2 separate regions of the Homo sapiens genome follow, and region 2 is linked to region 1. The links are chromatin loops, found by intact Hi-C in ENCODE. Cell type or tissue: K562. All regions are shown on one strand. Links, peaks and the distances in the headings refer to the core of each region. The heading gives the core; the rest is flanking DNA. Region 1 holds the start of LINC01448 (long intergenic non-protein coding RNA 1448). Region 2 overlaps GLI3 (GLI family zinc finger 3).

Region 1 (12,880 bases), core at 4,145-6,644:
CCTAAAGAGATTTATTATAAGAAATTGACTTATGAGATTATGGAGGTTGAGAAGTCCAAGATCTGCAGTTGACAAGCTAGAAACCCAGGAGAGCTGATAATGCGATTCCAGTCCAAGTCTGAAGCCCTGAGAAGCAGGAGAGTTGATGGCATAACTTCCAGTCAAAGTTTGAAGGCAGGAGAAGAGCCCTGTTCCAGCTCAAAGACACTCACAGAGAGAGAGAGAGTTCTCCCTTCCTCAGCTCTTTTGTTCCAATCAGGCCCTCAACAGATTCAATGAGCCCCACACACATTGAGGAGGGCACTGTGCTTTACTCAGTTCACCAATTCACATGTCAATTGCATCCAGAACCATCCTCACAGACACACCCAGAATAACGTGTGACCAAATATCTGGGTACCCTGTGGTCTAGACAAGTTGACATGTTTTGATGTGACCTTGGGCAAGTTGCTTAATCTCAGAGCACCTCAATCACACATTTGTAAAAATGGGACTAATTCCTCACTGGGCTAATAGGTTTAAATTGTAGGCAACATCTTTGGCACAGTGTCCGTTCAGTGGGAAGGACTTAATGATCAGCAGGTATCAATCATGTCCACAACAGTTATCATACCCCAGGAACTTTGTAGGTGTCAAGCTCTATGACACCAACGCTTTAGACATATTATCTCACTTAATGCTCACATCAACCCTATGAGGTGTTTTTATCCCCATTTTATAGTTGAGTAAACTGAGGCTCAGTGAGTTATACCTTGTCCCTTGGTCACACCAATAAGTAGGCCATAAAGCTAGTATTTGAACCAGATGTTCTAACCCCAGAGCAAGCTCATAGCTGTTACACTGTGTTTCCTCAAGCTAGAGGCCACACGAATTACATAAAAGTTAATTAGCCCACCATCATTACTTATTTTAATTTGTAGCATTACAATAGTATTATTCTCTACCATTTTTTATTATAAATACAAAGTATTCCAGCTATGTTATGTGGTAAGTAGGTTTTTATAAGGTAGCCTGGAAGCCTAACTGCCATTTATAATACCATTTCTGAAAATGTGATCTGAATTTTAAACAACCAACCTAAAAATGAGCTTTGAATAGTGACATGTTTTCAAGTTGGGGCCCATTTGCTGAAATCAGCAAAACGGGGTAATGCTGGTTCAAGTTGTTTCATTACAGGTTTCTTTAAACATTGTTGAAGGTTGTTCTATGAAAAGCTATGCTAGTGTCTCTCACAGCACTCCATATTATTGGACTAGGTAGCCCCAGGACACAAAAATCAAAAGTATTCCCCTGAGTACTCATCCAAGTCAGCAGGCAACTGAATTGTAGGCAAACTCTGAAGTAGGGGGAAATAAGGACAGATTTGCAAGTTCTAGCTTAGAAATTCAAGAGACTTTCAGGCACCCCACCATGCAGGCATCCCCAGTGCTCTGTCCCTGCAGAGGCAAGGGCTCCCACTTGCCCTGCCCACTTAGAGCAGCTTCACAAGCACTCGAACACTGGAAACAGAAGGGCCTCAGTTTGGCTCACAATTAGCAACTTACTAGCTGTGCAACCTTGGCTTTCTAATTAAAATAACATCTCTAACCCTCATTTTTTTTCCATCTGTAAAATAAGTCTAATCATAACTATTTGTAGGATTGCTGTGGGATTACATAAAAGCTTTTATATATAGTTCCTGGCAACTGCGTACACCTTCAGTATAGAGCCATTCTTCACAACTTCTCTTATCTTTTCTGCTATAATTTCTGGGCAGGTTGAAGGTAGAGATAACAGTGATTGTTACCCATGGCCTGAGTATAGACAGCCAAGAAAGTGGTGGAGGAAGGAAGGAGGCTGGGAAGTGTTGCCCATACTTTTGGCCATGAGAAACCCAACAAAGCTCTGCCAAATGTGGGGTTCCCATTAGTGAGGCTTTCTAGGTTCAGGTTTCATTTTTTAATTTCTGCCCTGAAGACATGCTGATGGGAAACAGAAATACCTTTATTCCACCTGGATTTCAGGCAGCTTGTTCTTAGGCTGCTGCAGGCACCGGGCCCTTCCTGGAAGAGGCAAGGAGGCCAGGCCCAGGTGGGAAGGCCAGACAGTTCAGTAGGGTCACTGCACCTCTCTCCTTCCTTGTCTTTGCCAACTTTGAAGAAAGCCTATTTGAGCTAACATTTATCCTAAATGCACTTTCTGAAAAACTAATGCAAATCTAATAGGTAAGATCTTTATTCCAAGGAGCAAATGCTTCCAAATTATACCCCTATTAAAAAATACAATTTAAAAACCACATGGCAATAACAAAAAACTGAAGGGTCCATAAATTAGGAAAGAGTCATACCCTTGTGCAAAATAAAACTCTGGTCTATAAGACACTTCAATCCAACCAGAAATTCTGTTTGCCCCTGGGTTTTACATATCCTCAGTTCGCTCATCAGTACAATTTGAGAACTTAGAAATAAAAATAATAGAGATACTTTAGTACTCAATTAGTCATTCTGCCTACTGAAAACAAGGATTAAAGCCTCTATTAATTAAGTCACAGTCAACAACAAAACCTTCTGTTGTGTTTTGTTCATTTGACACATATTTAGGTCATATTTCTATACTCTCTTTCTTCCTCATGGACTATATCGTGTTCTCAGAAATAATTTAAAAATATTAATGACAGAAAGTAATATGAAATCCCTAGTCTACAATTTTATTTTCATTTCTTTTAACCTACTATATCTTCTGCCTTTGGCTTGGAAGCCCCTTATTTTTTTTTCCTAGCATGTTATGTCATGTTTTTATAGCATGGCTGTGCTAATGACTAGTATTGAAAAATTCTGAAATGAAGGTAATTAGTCTCAGAGAGGTTAAATTACCCAAAACCACCCATCTATTGAGTGACAGTGTCAGGATTCAACTTCTTGTCCTTTGACCCCAAATCCCATATAATTTCCAATATAAATAAACTGTCAGGATATTTCCAATGTATCTGGATACTGAAAAACAGGTGTTAGATCTATTTTGTTGGGCTCTTATGAGAAAATAATTTTGGTAACTCCAAAATTTACTGAGAATTATTTCAGTCTTACTAATACATTAACTCATGATTATTCCCAAGTTGATTGAGGCATGAGTTCTATATGTATAAAAAAGACTCTGGGGCCAGAACAGGATGTCTGGGAAGCCAGAGCCTCTTGGTACAATCATGAAACAACCTAGAGTTCCTTCCTCAGTGCAGACTGTTTTGGCTCTAGAGTCTTTCTGCACAGATAGAAATCATGCCTCAATGACCTTGAGACTAATCATAAAGCTACTTTAGTATATGGGCATGATGACTCCAAATTGGTACCACTGACTTCATGTTAAAGAGTTGTTAAGACTCCAGTAAGCACATTTTTGAGATAAATAATTTAGACAAGGGAAAGTAAGCTTGTACCAAAAAGGTCAGTTCCAGTGCCTGTCATAGTCATCCAAGAAACTGCCAAGGCCATAGTCAGTACTGAGGAAGGACCCCTTCGTCATCCTGTGAGCTGGGAGCCGTCCACTGTGCCACAAGGCTGTGGCTTCACAGCCATCCTAACTGCATGGGCTATCTCAAATGGCCATAGTCAAGGTAACCAGTAAATTATGAATTGGCCTGACAAAAAAAAAAAAAAAACTATAATGAAATAGCCTCTTTGAGGGGTTTGAAAATGAGACTCCACTTATAGTCTGAGCAGAGGATAAAATAAGGAGAAGGAAAATAGTTGGGAGCACCAAATAAGTTCAAGTAATGAGTAAACTTTAAGGCAGCAATAATAATAATAAACAATAATATACAGTACTTACAAAATGCCATGCTCTGTTTCAAGGGCTTTATCTCTCTTGACTCATTTAATCTTAGCAACAAGTGCATGTGGAAGGATAATTGCCAGGAGTTCCTCAATAATGACAGAGGTTACTTCTGACGCCATTACAGCAACAACCACAGAAAGCAATAAGACAGCAAAAGGATTACCCGGCCCTCCAGACACCTGGCTTACACCATCACCATCCAGCTCTCTTCTCTGCATGGCCTGGTTCCAAATACTTCTTCCTCTGAGATTCCATTTCCTCCTCTGTATCCCTAAGATAATCTCATTACTAAAGGTAGCATAAATGGGTTTCTGTTCTTTGCAGCCTAACAATGTGAATTGACATAAAGCTCATTCACAGCCATATTGAGTATAGTTAGAGAAAAAAATTCAGAAATATAGGTCCATAGTTCAGCATATGCTCTGAGGTCATCAAAGTAAGCAGAACTCCCCAGAAGGAATATGAAAGAATTTTCAATCTGCATCGCCAGTGGAATTAAACAAATAATGTGCAATATATTCACATCAGTACTTTTGCCTTTTGCACAAAATCAACTAACTATGTATGCAACCATGTCTGATACTTAGCACTTCAGCAAATGTTTGAATAATGTTATCGAATAAGAAAGTGGATGTATGTGTGTGGGGACACAAATGTGTTATGTCCTATGGCCACCTGCACATGATACCAAGAACACTGTCAACATACATGTTATCTACAGATAGGGAAGAAATAACAAAGAGAAACAAAAAGCTCGTGAGGCTACTGTGTGATAGTAAACGCCAGGAAACCATGAACTATCTGTACAGGACACATTTGCCTTTGTACCCCAAGAAGTTAGCACAGTGCCTCGCACATAAAGAACTCTCAATTCTTCTGTAATTGAATGGAACTGAATTGATCTAGTTACTATGTATCCTTGCTTAATCTCCAGGTAGCCATGTGATTGCAATGAATACCATTAATGCTGATGAATTTTATTATCTTATGAAAGCATTAAACTTCTGTACCTGTTAAGATCAAACTTCTGAAATTTATTGTTGCAGGACTTTTCCTTAGTTCAGCTAAAGACTGGGTCCTTGTCCATCCCACAGCCACAAAAATTTAGGCTTACAGGCTGGGCGCGGTGGCTCACGCCTGTAATCCCAGCACTTTGGGAGGCCGAGGCGGGTGGATCACGAGGTCAGGAGATCGAGACCATCCTGGCTAACAAGGTGAAACCCCGTCTCTACTAAAAATACAAAAAATTAGCCGGGCGCGGTGGCGGGCGCCTGTAGTCCCAGCTACTCGGGAGGCTGAGGCAGGAGAATGGCGTGAACCCGGGAAGCAGAGCTTGCAGTGAGCCGAGATTGCGCCACTGCGGTCCGCAGTCCGGCCTGGGCGACAGAGCGAGACTCCGTCTCAAAAAAAAAAAAAAAAAAAAAAAAAAAAAAAAAATTTAGGCTTACAGATGGTTTGAAGAGTAAAGAAGGGTTTGAGTGAAAAGGAAGAAAAGGGGGACACAGAGACTCTCCGCGAGGCCAGAGTTCTCTGCTAGAGCGCTTCCTGCCTCACCGCTTGAATCCCACGCTACAGACAGGAAGAGGAGGGGCCAGACTCCTCCTCATTGCAAACTGCGGGAACTGCCGTAGCTCCACCCCAGTGCTCATTGCTCCGAGGGCGCAAGTCTGTTGGAGATTTTCTGGGCCCCCCCATCTGACTGTCTCTTTATTTCCGTAAGATGGCTTTGTTTATATCACACACACAAAAAATAAGAACATAAAGGAACCTTTGGAAAAGATTGTATGATGTGCTTGAATTTTTATTTTTTTAAATCGTAAGGTATTTTCTTACAGACAACTATAAAGAAACTTCAGCACCCACCAGCCTGCTTTATCAAAATAACATTGGTCTCTGTTAACTGTTTTTTAAATTTATTTTTATTGAACTCCAGATGCACAAAATCAGATTAATCAGAGTTCTTGGTTCTTGACACAATATGATCCTCGGCTCTTTCATGGCTTTCAATTAGTTATAGATTACTTTATTCATGTAGTCATTTTTTTATTTTGAATAATATGAGTACTCCTGAATCCACAATGCAATCCAAAAACTTAACACATTAACAATAACTAGGCTTCACCCTATCTTGTGTTCCTGCCTACCCCTTCGGGACAAACACTATCCTGATTTTTGTGTTTGTCACTTTCTTGGTTTTTAAAAAACATTTTATTATATATATACCACATATAAAAAATATCATATATATGATATATATATAATATATATATATATAGTCAATATGTTGTTTTCAACCGATACATTATTTTACTTGTTTTGACCTTCATTAAAAGCGTATCATGTTACACGAAGTCGTCTAACACGCGTTCCAGGGACTCAATATTACATTACTAAAATTCAACTGCGTGTTATATGTCTCTGGTCCACTCAATGCTGGCTTGTTCTGTTGTGAAGACTTGCCTCAATTTTGCATGATTTGGGGTTGTTTGCCATTTTTACCATTAGATAAACTACTGGTGAACATGCTCATAGGTATCTTTTGGTGTGCTGTGCAAGAGATTGTCCTGGGTGTACTTCTTATAGTGGAGTTTCTGGGCCATAGGATATATGAATAACTACCTTCCTAATAGACTGCCAAGACATTTTCCAAAGCGGTCGTCCCAATTTTCACTCCCACCAGTTGGTCCATACACTCTAATACATGGTTAGTCAGATTCCTTAATTTTTCCCAATAAAATAGGTGAAAAATGACATTTCATTCTGGCCTTGATTCTAATTTCCATGGTTACTAATGAGGTGGAATATTTCATCATTTTATTGGCCATCTATGTTTTCTTTTCTATAAAGCACTCGCTGATATATTTTGCATATCTTTTTTATTGAATTGCTTGTGGCTTCGGAATTTTTTTACATAAAATAAAAATTGCAGATAAAGTTGAGATCCTCATGTAGCTATCCTTGTCACATTTCCTTTTTCATTCCTCAGCATAAATCACTATCATTAATTTAATGTTTCTCTTTCTTAGGCACCTTTTGATCAATTTATCATATATTTGTGTATATATAATATATACATAGTGCTATTGTGCTATTTTTTAAACTAACAATCAATAGCATCCTATTTGTCAATGTTTGTAAAACTTACTTTTCTCTCAACATTATGTTTATGAGATTTATTCTGATTGTTGTGGCTCTCATTTTGTCTTTTAAACTGGTATATAGTATTTCACTGTATAAATATACAAAAATATATATTTATGCATATTCCTATTGATGGACTTTTAAGTTTTATCAATTTATTTTACTATCATAAACATTATGCAGGAAACCTGATTATATGTGTCTCCATATGCACATATGCAAAAGTTTCTCCAGGAAACATACGTAAAAGTTAAATGGCTCAGTCATGGGCTATGCACATCCTCACCTTTAATAACCATCACCAAAGTAATTGCACTAAATTCCACCACCAGGATATGACAGCTCCTATTTCTCCACGTTTTTTCTAACATTTAGAGTATTTAGTTCACTCGTTTTCCCCAATCTGCTGTGACATAGTATATTACTATAGTTTTAATGTGCATTTCTATCACCGTTAATGAGTTTGAGCATTTTTCAGATGTTTGGATTCCTCTTCTATAAATCTCTTGTTCATTCTTTCCTTGTTTCAATTTTTTGAGGTTTATTTTTCCTATTAACTTATATATTATAAATAAATTATCTATCTACTTACAATTTATGATTTATTGTATATTATTGTCGTTTATCTGTTTTGGGGGTAGATTTTGAAACATTTTCTCCTACTCAGTACCATGTCTATTTCTCCTTCCCTCCTCCTTTCTTCCCTCTTTTCTTGTTTCCTCCTCCCTCATTTCCTTCCTTCCTTCCTCCCTCCCTCCCTCCCTCTTTCTTTCTTTCTTCTTTCTTTCCTTCTTTCTTTCTCTCTTCCTTTCTTTCTACAAAACTTGTGATCTTAATGTAGTTACATTTGTAATTTTTTCGTTTTCACATTTTTGTTTGTCTTTGTCTGAGATGCCCTCTCCTAAGCTAATACCATAAAGATATTCTCCTATCATTTTTTTCCCAAGCATCATACAGTTCCTCAGTCATCTTTAGGTCAACATTCCAGCCAGAATTGATTTGAGGGCATTAAGACAGAGAGCTGATCTTGCTGTATTTATTAAGCAGTGCATTTTTCCCCATCATTTTGTAAGGCTAGCTCGGCCACGGATCAGGTTTCCATGCATAAATATGTGCATTTGTGACCTACTTCTCCAGCTCTGCACTGACATTATGCTACACAAAGCTCTCCAGCTTCCTAAGATGTCATATCCAATAGGGCAAACACTTCCCTCATGATGTTCTTCTTCAAAAAAGTTGTTTTGGCGATTTGTGGCCCTTCACTGTCCAATGAAGTTTTTAGACTCAGGTTGTCAATTTCCACAAACTCCTCTCTGGATTTTAACTATAACTGTAGTGAATTGCATGGAAATTGCTTTTCCTAACATAATTTCTGGCCTGGTCTTTTTTTTTTCTGCCTTATTTTCTCTTAATCTTAAATTTGTTTTAAATATTTTTCATATTTTACTACAAACTACTATTAATTCTTTTTGGTACTAGGCAGGACATAATTGAGCAAAATGGGTGAATAAGAGCTTCTCTATGTTTCCTGTGGGTAAGCTAAGTACTCTGGAGATACAATGTTTTGGGTGGATTTAGAATCTTGCACATTCCTGAATATCAATCTCATTAGGCAGTAATATAAGCACCATATCCATTTTTAAAGTGTGCCAGAAGGCAGACTAAATCCATCCTAATCCCAACAAGAGAAAAAACTTGTTTAGGTTGAGATGGGGGAATAATTAACCCTCCTATCTGAAAGGGAACAAATTATTATTCCTGCACCTTTCTATAAAACATGAGCACAAGCACAGGGTCTTTCAGCGTACTGGTAGAATTATTTTATTGTCTCCATCTTTATCACTCTAACTTTGAGCTAAATTCATATGTGAAGTATCCTTGTGTGAACGTTGTTCAAAATAGCATCACTTTTCTTTGCATTAAATGAGCTTTACCTCCTTTGCAGTACTAATAGCGGTCATTACCTCTAAGAGTTGTACTCAGCGATAAGATAATGCCCCACTATCTGAGATTTCATAGTGCCTTTCACCTAATATTCACTCTGCCTCTGAAAAAACATGAGTGTAGGTCCCATTTTATAGATGGTGAAGTCTGGGTACCAAAAACTGAAAGACATTCTATTCCCTCTATTAAAACTCTATGGAGTTAAAAAGGAGCACAGCCTGGCAGTCACCTTTGTGGAGAGTCCAGCCATGTAATGCACACTATAATGCAGGAGGGCTGAGTTTGCGGATTAAACACTGGCATGGTTGCCAAGGTCTGCTTTCTTTATGTGTCTTGGACCCAGCCAAGACCAGCATGCAGTGACTTTGGGATCACTAGGCTTCTGTTCCTATGAGTTGCTCATTTCCCAGCCTTTCCCAAAGAGTGTGTTGGAAAACAGAGGGATGTGAATAGATAGTTATACATGAAAATGGATTCCTTGGCCATATAGGCTTGAAAACATTAAAGCGTAAAAAAGCTTCTCAAGTGTAGAATTTGTGAACTCTGACTATGTCATTGTTAATCTCCAAAAGGATCCAGAAAATACCACATCCTCAAATATTTTGATAATAGCATTCTTTTTATTACACAGCAGCAGTCACAGAACTAATGCAATACACAAATAACTGGGGACCATCGCTCAGTGGATTTCAAACAAATATATACTTTGATACATTCAAATCCTGAATGATATGAAAGAATTACTACTAAATTCCTGTTGAATGGTATAATGTTTAAGGAAACACTTGTACATTTTTTTAAACATTAAAACACCCAGATTAGAAACAGCATGTCTGTCCCACCTGACTGGGCACATTTGAGAAGGCTGGACCTTCTCAACATTCTCAAATCTCACCTACCTCAATACAGAAAGGAAGGTGAGAGAGGCAGTCAGACTGTCACTCATCAAATGGCAAGAAACTTGAATCAGTGTGCAAAAAGAATGTTAGAGGTCATCTCGCACATCCTTGCCTTCATCATCTTAAATGTACTGGCAAAGTATAGACTCCCTTGGACTATCATAGCCAAGCTCCTAGACTTTACTTTATGAGCAGGTGCTCTGCCTAGGGGAAGACACGGCAGCAAGATGGCGGACATGAACTATGCAACCACAGCTGCCTTTTCTGGGGTTCTGAATCGATGTATACCCATGAGAGTCTATCCTGCCACAGGACCATCAAATTCTCCAGCCTAAAATTTCTGCTGGAGTGAGGGATAGGATAAACAATAATGTTATAACCCAAAACTCCACACTCTTCTAGGGTGCCATTAACTATGTTTTCCCATGTCAAAATTATTCCTGAGAATCCTTGGCAAGTTCCAAGCCAAAATGGCCATCACAGGAACTTCAGAATTGCACAAAGCACAAAGGTCATTCTGCCTAGGAGACTGTCTGAGTTTGAATAGAGCCTCCTGGGCAACTACAGGTAATTAGGCAATTTCTTAGCCACAGGGATAATGAGGAATGAGCAGAGGCTTTGCAAACAACCAAATGCACTCTCTGGATCTACCTCTTACTAGCTGTGGGCAGGCTTTGGCAAGTTACTTCGAGTCCCTGAGATTCAGTTTATTCCATCTTAAAATACTCTGTATCAGTTGGGGTTTTCCAGACAGACAGAATCATAGGATGTATGGATGGGTAGATAGATACATAGATACAGAGATACAGAGATAGATAGAAGATTTATTAGGCAAATTAGCTCACTTGATTATGGAGGCTGATAAGTCCCAAGACAGGCCACTCACAAGCTGGAGACCCTGGGATACTGGTAACATAGCTCAGTCCAAGTCTGAAGGCTTCAGAACCAGGGAAGCCAATAGTGCAGCTCTCAGTCCCTAGCTGCAGGCCTGAGAACCCTGGGACCACTGGTATAAGTCTTAGAGTCCAAAGGCTGAGGAACCTGAAGTTGTTGTCCAAGGAAAGGAGCAAAAGAGTGTGGCTCAGCCTCAGCAGATGTCTTCACATATTTGCCTTTTCTCTGTTTTTGTTCTTTCCGGGCCTCCCGCAGATTGCATAGTGCCGACCCACATTGGGGGTGGGCCTTCCCCAACTAGTCCACCCATACTTACATGCTAATCCCCTCTGGAAACACCCTCACAGACACATCCAAAAATAATGCTTTACCAGGTTCCTAGGTTCCTAGGTATTCCTTAATCCAGTTGACTACTAAAATTAACCACGTACTCATTCATAGGGTCCTTGAGACTATTAAATGAGGTGACGTATTCAAAGCATCCAGCACAGAGCCTAACAGAGTTGGAGTTCAATTTGTTGCACCTACATAAAAAGTTCAGAACCTTTTTATCATGGTTAAATATTGATCAGATCTATTCTCTTATTAACTAAAAAGAAAATTTACCTTTTTCAGTAGGACTTCAACTAAGTTAAAAAGAAATAAGGATCATATAAAGCATAACAAATATCACAATTGTCAGTGTGAACCAGAAGAACCTATTGAATCTTATTTTCTGTCTTTACCTCACATGAGAGATGCTAGTAAACAGCAAAAGTCTTCAAAATCATGAGGAGAGGGAAGGAAGCGGCCACAGGACACTAAAAGCATGGATTGTTTTGGCCAGATAATTCTTCATTGTCAAGCCACTGGTAGGTACATACATCCATCCCTGTGATAGATGTCATCAAGTTCCACGCAGGCTGGAGGCTGGCAGGTCTGTCGGAAACCTGATTGGTGTCCAGAGTTTTACTGAATGGTAGAGTTTACAGGAGATGGACTTCTGGCTGGGCCCTTTTAGCTTCTGCTTTGCTATGAGTGATGTTTCTGCTGGACAGGCCAGAAACTATTTATAATTCTTTTGAGCAGGTTGTTGTCTCTCTAGGAGCCAGATGGCTGATTGGATGACTATGGTGCCCAGAGGTGCTATGACGAACCTGTCATCAACTGGAAAGGAGCTGTTTACATCAAGGCTACATTCATTTCCCATTGCCATTATAACAAATTGCCATAAACTTAGTGGTTTAAAACAACATAAATGTATTCTTTTACAGTTCTAGAGACAGGAAGTCCAAAAGGAGTCTTATGGGGCAAAAACCAAGGTGCAGGAAGGGCTGGTTCCTTCTGGAAGCCCTAAGGGAAAATCTGTTCCTTGCCTCTTCCAACTTTTGTTAGCTGCTAACATTCTTTGGCTTGTGGCTGCATCCCACCTATCTCTACTTCTGTCTTTATATTGCCTTCTCCTCTACTTAGCCTAATCTCCCTCTGTTTTCATCTTATAAAAACAGTTGTGTTTATATTGGGTTTACCGAGATAATCCAGAATAACCTCATCTCCAGAGATTTAACCTAAACATATCTGCAAATCCCCTTTGGCCAAGTAAAGAAATATTCACTGTCTCCAGGGATTAGGGCCTAAATAACTTTGGGAACCTTTATTCCCAAAGTTATTGCCCAGAGATAAGGAATGAATTTCTGTGGACTATGTCTTCAGTGCTCAAGGACTCATCTGGTGCTGTGTTTCTGTTGGGGGTAATCAATAGACCTGTTGATGGACTCCATGTGGCACCAGGAAGTGGAACACTGAGGTCAGAAATGGACAGCTCTGGATAATGTTTTCCAAAACCAGAAATAGAATTGTGGAAGTAGGTGGTCCTGGTTATAGATAAAGGGATTGAATTGTCTATGGACTCTGATCTCTGTAATGAACAGAGGAGTTAAATTTGGTGCAAGTGCAAGACCAGTGTTGAGGACAGATTGAGATTGTCTTGGTTATGGGAGAGGTCAGCTCCCCAAGAGTGCACATTGTGTCCTAGGGATCTTAGGACATTTTCAGACATCAGAAATAGATGCATAAATTCTTCAGGAGCCCAGGGTCCATCATTGACTTATAGCTGAGCATTCATTCATTCATTCAACAAATACTTATTGAGCACCTGCTTTGTACCAGGCCTTGGAACAGGTCAATGTACAAACAGATGAATATCTCTACCC
Region 2 (12,880 bases), core at 6,745-9,244, 690 kb before region 1:
TTCTTAGTTTCTAAATTTCTTAATACATTTCAGGAGTTCCTGACAATAAAAGCATTAGGAAGTGGAAGTGATAACAGGGTTGGGTCATTTCTCAGGCAACAGAAATGTGGCTGGGTTCCACAGGCAGCAGGTGAGGCTCTCCCAGGTGTTTTTAGCTCAGCCTCAGCTTAGAGCCAACAATCTCTCAAAAGGAAACGTTCATTCTTAACTCGAAATTCTTGAAGGAGAGAAGGAAAATGAAGGGCCAGTTGACCAACACCACCAAAGATATCTTAGCTCCACCCAGAACACAGGGGAATAGAGTGAAGTGAATTACCAAGATAATGATGCTAAGGAGGAAATTTAAAAAAAAAAAAAAAAAAAGGAAGGAAGAAAAAAGAACCCAACAGCAAGATATTGCTACGCAACAGACAGAATGAGAAAGAGCTCAGCCAAGTTAAAAGTTCTTATGTCATCTCTTATGTGCTTGAAATAAAAACAAGATTGAGATGCACTCTGCTAAGGACTGCAGTTTAAAAAAAGTGATTTTAAAAACTCAATGATCACACCAAGTTTTATATCCTTCAGGTTAAGAGTTAGGGCACACATTTCCACAGTGCAAACCCAAGAGAAAAAGAAGTACTTATTGAGGAAAAAAACGCCTTTCCTGGTATTCTCAAAGTACTTGATTATTTACCTCTCAATAAGCTCGGCACTAATGTTTTTATCTCAAAGGATCTCAGAATAAAATGTATGTGATACAAAAGCACTCACAGCACAAGACTAATTTCTAAAGAAAATTATATGGGAATTTTCATATGTAATACCCATAGCAGGAATGGTTACATCAAAATGAAGTGAGAAAAACTAAAAAAATCTAAGAAGTTTTTACAATAGAGGTGGCTCTGGTATACAAGGAAAAACTGAGGCCTCACAGTACCCACATTCTTACCCCATGTCAGTTACCTGAGGAACTCAGAGGTTCACCCTTTCAAACAGTATGTCGGCCTAGTTTGTTTTACTAAGTAGTAATATGTTTTATAATAAAAAAATTAAAATAAAGAAGGAAAAGTCTTGACCTAGATGGAGAGGAAAAACTGCTGGAGTGTTATAAAACTGAGATGATATTGTTCTTTGTTGAGAACAAATGAAAATGAGTCCCTACTTTAAACATAGGCATGTAACTGGCTTGCAAGAAACTTCTGCGGTATAAAGAATTTCACTCAGGTTCGAGTGGGACTAAGTAAATCTAGTCCAGCAACCCACTGGATGCTCTGTATTACCTCTATAATACCCCACACCCATGGTGTACAATTTAAACAACCTCACATTGCAGTACAGGAGCTCCCTTTCCCCTGGGTAAACATTTTGGACGGGTCTCAGAGGACAATTCGGTTTTCCTTATACCAAGCCTAAATCTGTCTCCCTATGGTTTCCATGCATTGGACCTTTGATCCATACATTGAGGACAAGCTGGATGCAGCTCCCACAGGACAGCCAACCACCAACAAATATTTGAAAGCAGTTATCATGTCCCTTGGCACTTTCTGCCCACCTTCAACTTGCAAAACTTCTCTTCCTTGGTTCTTCTTTATTTTTTCAGAGATGGGGTCTCCCTATGTTGCACAGGTTGGAGCATAGTGGCTATTCACAAGTGCTCACTGCAGCCTTGAACTCCTAGGCTCAGGTAATCCTCCAGCCTCAGCCTCCCAAGTAGCTGGGACTATAGGCGCAAACCACACCTTCTTATCTGGTTCTGTCAACCACTCTACACGAGGCAAGTCTGGTTCTTTCTCTACCTGATCCAATGCCTATACATCAGTGTATCTTTAGAAAGTGGAGTGCCAGACTAAGGTGCTCTTTTCCAGAGATACTTTGAGTGTAATTCTAATAACATACTTCTATTTCTATAGTTGAGAATCACATTAGCTAGGCTTGGTGGAAACTATCTTTGTCTTGTAATAGTGAACTTATAGTTGATTAAAGGTCCTATGTTGTTATCATAATTTTTAATCTCCTTAGAGCTATTTCATGTTTTTTATTTTTCAAGATCTCTGAGGATCCTGATTCAGTCACTAACTGGATATAAATATTCCTCACAAACAACTCTGATGATAATTGCACTCCACAACTTCATCCTGGAAACAGGTACACCAAATTGTTATGCAGACCAGGGCTGGGAGCCCAGCCCAGCAGCACGATTCTAGAAACAGCTCCCTTGACTGATGCCAAGCCATGCCCTTATCATCCACCCAACAACTACATCTCCTAACTGCTGTTTAACACAACCATCTTCCTCTGCCTTGGCCGTAGTTTCTTATTAAAGGTTTTGCTGAAGTCCCGTCAATCATATTTACTGTATTTTCCTGAACAACCAGTCTAATGATATTGTGAAAGAAAATATCAGCCCGGTCTAGTGTGACAGTTTTCTTAGTGAACCCAGAGGGTATCAATGATCACCATTTTATCTTATAACAGGACAACACGTTTATGATAATAAAAATAGAGTTTTCTCTAGAATTGACTTGACCCTACCCTTGGAACTTTCTGAATTCATTTTCTTGTCCCCTTTGAAAGTACAGAACGATAGTCACCACTTTCTATCTCCCCCAGCAAATTGTTCTTTTTTTTTTTTTTTTTTTTGTAATTGATCAAAAATTTCTGATATTGGTTCATCGTGCCATTTGTAAGGAATTGCAGTCCTGACGTTGCCACTCAACTGGCCTCTGACTCCCTTACCAATCAACGATCTTACTCTTGTGTCAGCTGGGCACGCATGCTTCCTTTTCCTGCTGTCTCTGTTCCCAATGGGAAGCCCCAGGAGAACGGGTCTCATCGGCGTCATCACTGTCCTCTCAGTTCTCGTTCCAAACAAATAACAAAATGAACAAATGAACATTCACTTGGACCAACACAGAAGATGAGCAAACGAGGAAGTGAGCTGCTTGCTTTCACTGCCATTCGTTGATTGTAAACCATTCATTCCAAGGGATGTGCCTCCCCGTTCCTGGATCCCACAGCATCCTCTCTGTGGCCATCAGGACCCACAGTAGCCCCAGTGGACTGGATATGTTCAGGTAAGTCTATGTCACTAGTTCTTTCTTATTTCCACATATTTACTTTCTTTCAATCTTTTGTATGTATCTAACTTTATCAAAGAATTCCATTGAGATCTATATTCTTCAAACTTGGTCTTTTCTTTCTTAGATAATCCATGAATGCTTACAGTGGCTTTCTGGAATGATCCTCAACTGACTTGCAGCACTTTCTCCAAAGTCTCTTGCTATTCAACAAGGCCCCCAGGGAAGCCAGGATTGACACTCGGAGCTGCTCCTGGGCACCTGCTCCTGTGCCTGCACGAGGCTCCAGAGGCTGCCCTGAGAGCTGTTTCCCTCTGGAGAAGCCTCATCTCTGCCTCTCTCCATGTGAGGCTGCGGCTTAAAGTGGGACGGTAAATAACACAGGGCTGGGTAGGGGAGTGCACTGGGAGCTTGGAGGTTCAAGTTAAGAAGTTATGCTTCTTCTAAGTGTTGCTTCCAGCTTTAAGTTTAGGATAATCGATAGCACACCTGACCACATCAATAGACAGATGCCTCTTCTGGATGAGTTCATGGGTTTCAGCCTGAGTGGAAATATTCAGTTATAGATGAGCATGTGATTTTCACCTGTGTTTTGATCAAAGAGTCTGAAGTTTCTGATGAAGTGTTATATTCGCTTTCAATGGTATCTAACTGGCCATAAACATGTGGGAAAATATCAAACTTGAGGCAACTTGACTGAAGTGGACAGGGGAAGGGGACTGTCTTTGTTGGGGTGAAGTGTGAGATAATAAAATGCATACATTTAATAGTTAAGAACATCTAAAGGCCAAACCTTCCTTATATGCACCAAGCAGCCATTAAAACAATATGATTTGTGTATGAGGAAACTGATTAATCAGTAGCAAACCACTCACTAATGAGTTTAGTGGCCTTCAATATGTTTTTTAGCCTTGCTAGACCTCCTTGTAGTTGGTTAGGTCATTTTTAAGATTCCACAACTAGGAGGGACCACAGCAATAATGTCCAGGAAGGAGGACACAAACCAGCTACTAAAAGAGGATTATGTTCATTCCTACAGAACAGAACAGAACCTACACCCCATTCCTCTGAATCACCATTTAGAAATAAAATGTGGTCAATCTACCAGTCTATTTTATTTGTCTGAGTCCACCTAGCCTAATGCTTTGACTATTCAGTCCCACTTTGTTTAGGGGAAATGTGGCCACTGTAGATGTGGCCACTGTAGATGTATGGAGTTATTTGCTGGGTAATGCCTGTGTACCCACAGATAGCAGTGTCATAGAGCACTCCACAGCCAGACTGAGTCCCCAGCCCAGGGGAGCTTAGGCAGCACTCAGGCAAGAAGGGGTGGTACTGAGGGAAGCAGAATGAAGTTAAAGGTGAGACCACCTGAAAAAGGCAGAGCCTACAGCTTAAACCCTGCCATAGCTTTAGCAGTTTCTGAAATAAAGCAAAGAGAATCACCATATGGCCCAGCAATCCCACTTCTAGGGATATACCCAAAAGAACTGAAAACAGGTGTTCAAGCATGAACTTGTAAATGAATGTTCATAGTAACACAATAGCCAGAAAGTAGAAACTCAAATATCCATCAACGGATGCACGGATAAACAAAGTGTGGTATAGCCAGCCATCCAAGAGAATATTATTCAGCCATAAAAAAGAACAAAGCACTGATACCTGCCACAGCATCAATGAACTTTGAAAACATGGTAAGTGCAAAAAAGGCAGACATCGTACAAAAGGTCACATTTTGTATGATTTCATTTATAAGAAATATCCAGAATAAACAAATCCATAGAGACAGAAGGCAGGTTGGTGGTTTTCAGGGGCTGGCGGGGAGGGGGAATGGGAGGTAACCGCTTCATGCATACAGAGCTGCCTTGTGGGGTGATCAAAATGTCCTGGAAGTGGACAGTGTTGGCGGTTACACAACACTGTGACTGCGCTCAATGCCACACAGAACTGCAAACTTCAAAATGGACAAAATGGTAACTGCTATGTGATATGTATTTTACTGCAACATGTTTATGCTAGCCCAGTGAGTACACTGGCCAGATCCCTGGCCGGGGCCATCATCTCTCCTCTCTTCCTCCCCGACTTCCTGCTGGTCCTCACCGCTCGTGCCTCTGAGCAGAAAGGATAAACCTAATGAGCCCAAGTGTCAGCGCAATATAAATTACGGCCAGGGGAAAAAAGAAACGACTTGATGCATGGCCGAGGATCTAAGAGAGGAATGTCCACCATTGTTTGTGATTATGGATCACGTCACAATCTAATAGCCATTTTTATTTAATCAATAATTTCCATGCTGAACAGACAGCCCTGTTACAGAGAATCGACAAGCAGGTACTGATAGCGACAAGCCTCGTTATTAATCTTTCCTCTGCCGGCTTATCAGCCAAACTACTGTAAAAGGCACCACCAAGATGGATTTTAGAATCCACCTTGCTCCTCTCCCCCCTCCCTTTTCTTCTTCTCTCTCCTGTAACATTTCATGTAATGCAGACACTACATTTACTTGAGTAACCTGGGGCTTGTGTAGCATAAAAAGGCAGTTCACGTTAAGCAATTTCACAAATCAGTAGGACCTAGACCATTGCTCAGGGTTAGCCATTATAGGCTAATAAATCATACTTTCTCTTTGAGTTGTCAATCGCCAAAAAGCTTTGTACAAGTGCTGGCATCTGTAATTCCGTAAAGGCTTTTCATCTTAAAATAAGATGCTCTGGACTGATAACAAGAATAATCCCCTCTTGATCAAGAAAAAAAAAATCTGCATTATATCAATTAAAGCTACAGCCAGAAGCCAAATGGCTCAGTACTGAGATTCCAGTGAAGTTTATCTCTGCTAAACACGAGGAGGAATACAGTGAGGGCTGTGTTTCACTTGCAGCTTGACTGCTTTATCTTGTGGTAGAAACTGCACCAGAGGAACCTGTGCAAACTCTCCCTGCCCCCAGGAAAGGCCACCAGGAAGACCTCCTCTTCACAAACTGGGCTCTCCCGCATGTCCTAGAGAGCTCCTTGGGACAGGTCACATGTGCTGAAGCACAAGGGAGAGCCTAAAGAAACACCATGTCCCTTTAGGCAGGTAGAGCAGCCGAGATAAGATTGGGCCGGTTATGTTAGAGACATGGTTGACCGGAGAGAGTCCTGTGAATCTAACAGAAGACAGCTGGTGCAGTTTTGTTTTCCTGATTAGAAAGACATTTTCATTCCTGCCAAACAGATCAGGAACTACATCCCATTCATCTGAATCACCACTTAGAAATAAAATGTGGTTGACCTACCTGTCTATTTTATTTGTCTAAGCCCACCAGACCTAATGCTTTGAATATTCATTCTCTGTATTCGTCCAAAACAATCCTGCCCTGATTGGAAGAAAAGTGGCCACTGTAGATGTATGGAACTATTTGCCAGGTGATGCCTGTGTGCCACAGGATTATATATTCATAACTAGAAAATAAGACACACCTTATTTTTTTTTTTTGAGACAGTCTCACTCTGTTGCCCAGGCTGGAGTACAGTGGTGCAATCATAGCTCATTGCAGCCACCTCAGCCTCTCAAGTAGCTGGGACTACAGGTGTGCCTCACCATGTTCGGCTAAATTAGTATTATTATTGTTATTTTGTAGAGATAGGGTCTTGCTATGTTGCCCAGGATGGTCTTGAACTCCTAAGTTCAAGTGATTCTCCCACCACGGCCTCCCAAAGTGCTGGGATTATAGGCATGTGCCACTCGCTTGGCCTGGCACATCTTATTTTGCACAAAGCAAAATAATGACAAAGGAAAAATGATAACAATCACAATAAAAGCTAACTGGCTCTAAAAACTTGACTAGCACTGTAGTAGGTATCTCCCATAAACTATCAGAGATAATTATCCCAACGACCCTGATAATCCTGTTTTAAAGAAAGATAGCAGAATCTTAGTACCCTTTGGTAAAGAGCCTGATGCCACACAGGCAAGACACAGAGGTTCCATGGGTAACGTCTCCTCCCAGCACTCAGCCAGCAGCCCTGAAGCTTCTGACTTCTCTCTGGATATCATGCAGAACATCCACATCAGCTGCTCAAACTGTACTCGTAAAACATCTCCAAACTATCCTCCCAAATTTTAAAAAATAATTTCAAATAACTTCCACTGCAGAGTCTCACTTCTGGCCCTACCCCAGTCTAACCTTGCCCTCTTTAATACACTGTACTTGCAACTTGCCAGGTTTTGCAAGGCTCAGCCCCATCTTTCTAAAGCTGATGCTGGCTCAAGCCATTCCTCTCATCAAAAGCATTTAATTATCCTTACTCCACCTGGAATAAAAGTCAGACTCCTAGTCTAGCAATCACATCTCCCATGACATGGTGCTACTCGGCTCTTTAATCTTACTACCCACTACCCTTCTGCCTTCCGGACATACTTTGGTTCTGCTCTAACTGCATTACTTATCATACCACTCTTCAACCAAAAAGCATAAAACAAATCATTTGTAATTATATTTCTAATTCAAAGAGATGCCAAAAACCTCAGTCTTTTATTATATTAGCTATAATCATAGATAAAATTTTCCCATACTTTCTGTACCCTTTAACTTCTTCCTGCTGTCTTCTCCACATAGAATCCCCAATGCCTTTCTGCAATGGTCTTTCTGTGTTTACATCCACCAGTTTATTCCATACCATGCTCATATCCAATCTCCATGAGATGTATCTTTCATTCCTTCTTCTGTGCCTTCACCTTACTCATTTTCCCACTGTCCTGCTTGTACATCGATAGTACTCATAACAGCCTGCCCTGTATGCTCCCCTTACTCAAAGGGATAGCCCCCAACCCCAGCACCCTAGATCGGACATGCATGAAGCGTTTTCTTCTAGCTGCTATGCCTGCAATTTCTGTAGTGGCCACCAGGTGGTGACGATGGATCAACAGCAGATGAGTAAACAGGTAAGATGAACAGCAGCCTGCATAGGCGAGCCTGTGCAACTGAAATCAATGGTATACTTATGACTATTTTTAAATGTTCATAAAAGTGCACTTAATCTCTCCATTCTTCAGTTGAGTGAGTTTATTAGTACTACTTGCTATGGATTTTTCCTTATGTTTGAATAAAGCTTTTGAGTTTACAAAGTACTTCCATTATAGGATCTCATTCTATCCTCATAAACAAAAAACAAATTAAAAAACCCAGTGAAGAACCTAGAATGGATATTATTATCTCCACTTTACAGATGAGACACGGAGGATTTACTGCAGGGTGACTTACTTAAATTCAGAAACAGTTTCTGGCAGATGTAGGAATGAAAGACAGATCTCCAACACATTATCTGGTGTTCTTCCCATCCCCCACTCACTGATTAATGCTGGTTTTACTGGTAACTGGGTGGGGTCGGGTGGAGTTGGTTTAAGTTTAAGGCCTTGGCTTACACATTGTCTCCTGAGGATATCCCATTTACAGTTCTCTTCTCTTGCAACATTAATTGTTCTAGAAAAAATAAAAATGCCTCCATGGTAGTATTTGGCTAATCCCAGAGAAGCCTAAATATCCCCAAATCTTAAAAAAAAAGTCCTCGCATTAGAAAACTGCTTTCTGTTCCCGGAGCTCTGTTTTATGTCAAAGCAGGAGCCTGATCTCCAACTCTGCTTGCTATGATCTCAGAAGTTGGAGTCTGTGTGACTTCCCTAGGCCTGAAAAAAAAAATAGTGATGGAGTTTCTCCACCAAGAAAACGGGCTTGGCTGGTTATGGGCCTTACTGAGAACTACTGTGTGCCTAACCTTAGCAAATGTGGTTTTTAAATTAAGCTCTGCCAGTTTACACACGCACACACACACACCCACCCCCCCACACATAGGTATATTTAAGTAGCTTCTTACTAGAGACATTTTAATGAGATCATCTCTTATTTCTAATCTGAACATTCTAAAGAACATTTAAACAGGAGAAACTTTTTCTTTAATCACAATTTTTTTTTGTTTTTCTTACGTGTGTTTTTCTTTCTCCACACTACGCGACAAGAGGAAATATTTAGGGCAGAACTGGGGGCAATACTGTCTCCCAGGGACATCTGACAATGTCTGGAAACAGTTTTGGTTGTCATGACGAGGGAGGGAATGCGCAGGACAGCCTCCCACTATAAAGAACTGGCATCTCATGGGGAGAGGCCTGGGATGCTGCTTAACACCCTACAATGCCCAGGACAACCCCCAACGCCAGAGAATGATCTGCCCTTATGTGCTACAGTGGAGAAACCTTGGTTTGGTGTAACCACCGAAGAAAATTTCCAGAAGGATGTCAGGACACATGAACAGGAGAGATGGAATCTCCGCACTGCAGAAAAGCACAAGGAAGAACCTGCAATGGAAGAAATGAACCCAGAGCGCCGCTCCAGTTCTTCTCTTGCAGTGTTTCATGAACTGGGGGCCTATCGACATCTTTCTGCAATTACTAATTTCATGCTGACATACCAACCCCAACACTGCCTGAATATTAACCTAACCCCTGCTTTTATACGTGACATGCATGGACACAGCAGCCTCTAAATATCTTGACATTTTTCTCTCGTAAGCAGAATCACTAACATTTTATTGAGTATAACTTTTTTAGCTAATTCCCTCACCGTTTTATGTGGTAAAAGTCACTATTTTCCTTGGGAGCAGAGCAGGCCGTGAACCCAGGTCTGTCTGCTTTGAAACACATTCACACTGTACTGCCACTGGGTAATGATGGGAAACAAAATTATTCCTTCAAATCAGGTGCTAATTCTTCTCAAATCATCATCATCACCACCATCATCATCATCATCATCATCACCACCATCATCATTTCATCAGGCCTCAAAAGTTTACCTGCATGATTTACTTTGACCCTAACCATATTTTCCACCTGTTTCCTAGGAGTCTTTTCCAGTATTCCTCTGTACTCCTCCCTCTCTCAGCCCATAGAGTCGCAATACACAATTATGGCTTCTTTATGTTTCACCTCTTGTTGTTCACTATGCTTTTATGTTTCCTTATCTCCTCCTCCCAGTCAGACTGTCCAGTCTTTGAGGGTGTAAATCATGTGTCCACCACAAAGCTGGGGCTGTGGGTACCACATGGGCTGTCCCCAGCCCATGTAGCACCTGCCAGGGCTCTGCACATCTCATCAAGAGCTGTTGAGCAAATGGCTGATCCACTAATGTTGGCTTGTACTTTTCCTAATAAACAGGAGAATACATTATGCCAGCAACATCTGCTATAGGCAAGCATATTCAAATGAGGTATGCAGCCCAGCCCAAAGTGACCACCATTCCCACTTGTCTGGAGTGGATCCATACAGAATATTCCAGGGCACTAACTATTGGCAGAATCTAGAATCTCACCTAAAGTATCATTGAGAACCAGCTAAAAAGCTTTCAATAGGAAAATGTTCCCCAGATGTCAGAAACAGTTACTCGGAGGAAGATTTTGATGAAATATTTCAGGGAGTATACAACGGATGAATGAATTAAGAAAGTAACTAATACATGGCCGCCTCTTAAACTCCACCTGGGGGCAGTCACCCATAACTGTTCACAGCCCCCCGCCACTCCCAGCCCACCCCAAACTCCCTCCCAGGCTGAAAGGGGAGGGGGACTCTGCACAGTACTCCTGGTGGCTGCCAGCCAGCTAGCTCGCACTTGAGGGAGAATCTGTTTACCATCCCTGTCCTAAGGACTATCCAATTCAAACTTTTTGCTTTCTTTGACTGAAACCAAGGTTGAACGAGGCAAGGCCAGGTCTTATTCAGCAGACACACAATGCGGAAGAAAAAGGAAGTCTCTTGGCTTCAGTCTAGCGTACATCCCAGTTTAGCAACAATTAATATAAAATAAGCCACAGAAACCGACAGTGCCACCGCATTCTCCTCCCCCACTCAACCCAGCGAAACACACACATAAAACAATGAGAGACTGAGTGACCTCTTCGAGACCCTCTGTCTGTTTCTCATTAGACCTACTGCATGTGATCTGTGCTTGGCCTTGGACGTTGGGGACAGCGTTTATTTTCATGGCTGTTTCACAGTATGATAAGTGAGAAAATAACGTTCTAAGGGGTCAAATGGTTCTAAGGAGGTCATCCCAAGAGTCAGGGCAGAGATGGGGCTGCCACTCAGAATCCTAGCTGGGCCTGGGGGGCTCTGGCCGGTGGACCACACAGCCCTCACACACCCTCGCAATCAATCTGATCTCCTGAGTGTCTCTTTATGGGAACAATTTCTGCAGGTGCAATTTAGTCAGCAACTTTAAAGAGAACGTGACCCTTAAGGCAAAATTGTCAAAAGATGGCTTTGAAGTTTGTAGTTCTTAGTCTATATTTTATATGCCGTGTTTCCAAATAATTAGAGTAACCGAATTAACTAGCAACTCCATGTAGGGAAAATAAGATCAAAATCTCCACTCATTTGTTTTATGTTTTATGTGCACACAAAACTAATTTCTGCCTCATATCTGAGACCCCTATCGCATCTTAAACTCAATTTTCTCTTAGGTAAGGATAGACAATGCAACTTTAGCAAAGGGATCGAAATTATATGGGAAACATTTAAAATGCAAATTTAGGATCACGGTATTAATGTGAAAAGAATGTCTTCACATCCTAACTCTTCCTTGCGTTTCTACAGACACATCAATTCTTCACAAATTAGATGTGTTTTCTTTATATCTAAATCTCTATATTAAAAAGAAAGCCCCTCATTTTCATGCTGCTGATGTATAGAATTTGTTTCCAAATGGCAGCAAAGGTGATTATGACTGTGTTCTTCTGATAAAGGAAACTTCAGCATGCTTTTAGAGATCAAAATTCGCAGCATATGAAAGCATTTTAAAATCCAAGTAGGTGGTTAATCACTCTACAAAAAGATGAATTTTTGACACAATGCTTCACGGAGACAAATGGAGGATTACAGAGACTTGAACGCCACCCAGTTGAAGCTGGGTGCTAACAGAAATACATCTCACTTTCTCTGCGGTTCTGCCCCACAGGTAGAAGACAACATCCCCCAGTGCGATTGCCAAGGGCCCTGCAGGGTTATGCTGCTGGGGATTGGGCTGGGGAATAAAACTTTTAAAATCATTTGACTTTTTAAAGACCCTTGGGGATAATATTACATGTGTTATTTCTTACACAGAAATACGGGGTTGGATTGTTGAAATTGAGGGTGAAGAGTTGCAGAGTTACAGCAAACAGGTGGACATGAAGTATGGTGATGATACTATTATTCTTTCGATCTCAGCACTGATGTTTTCAAGCATAACCAGCCACTCAGCAGTAATGACTCCACACTGAGATGGAAGTTCTTTATGTTTATTCCTATTCCTCCTCTTAGAAAGCCTCTCAAAACATAGTTGGTATATACAATGTCATGCACAACCAAAGTGTGCAGGTTTCAGAGAACCTGAGACTAACGTGTGCTGCAGGCTGTGCATATTTCAGACACCTCAAACATCAAAGACCCAAAGATGGAACTTACTTCTCGGACAAAATTAAAACATGAGGGAAATGGATCTCCGTGTAGACAGAAAGCATCCTTCCTCCTTGGAAGAAGTTGGGCTGAGCTGTTTTACATAATAAACATAAGCTAAACCAAATAACATCAGCACAAACCAAATAGCATAAACAGAAAGCAAAACCAAACGACACTTTGAGAGTGGATACACTACAACTCTCAGAAACACATTTGAAGTTATGATTCACGTCTTTTATAATATAATGCTCAACAAAAAAAAAGGTCTGGTTAATTTAAAATTGAAGAAAAATATGGACTTTCAACTCATTTTGAGATGTTAGAATGTGTGCCTTTCAAATGGCAAGAGAAAATACTT

Evidence for each region. Peaks named below come from ENCODE experiments on the same cell type or tissue, not always from the same donor. Only the 100,000 strongest peaks of a DNase experiment are listed, where the experiment ranks them.
Region 2: it touches region 1 in a loop (2.4-fold over the local background); 2 of 110 quality-filtered maps call a loop at or near these places.

Annotation. Positions count from the first base shown.
Region 1 is chr7:42,701,411-42,714,290 of GRCh38, forward strand. It overlaps LINC01448 (long intergenic non-protein coding RNA 1448), which reads right to left and starts at 5,037. Exons shown (of 3, transcript NR_110833.1): 1 at 4,821-5,037. In K562, for the core only: no CTCF peak of the experiment used is centred there; a DNase peak (open chromatin) is centred at 5,421; H3K4me3 peaks cover 315 bases.
Region 2 is chr7:42,006,879-42,019,758 of GRCh38, forward strand. All of the region lies in intron 10 of GLI3 (GLI family zinc finger 3), which reads right to left. Among named protein-coding and RNA genes, the nearest start is that of GLI3, 220 kb to the right of the region's middle. In K562, for the core only: a CTCF peak has its summit at 7,945 (motif pointing right); a DNase peak (open chromatin) is centred at 7,953.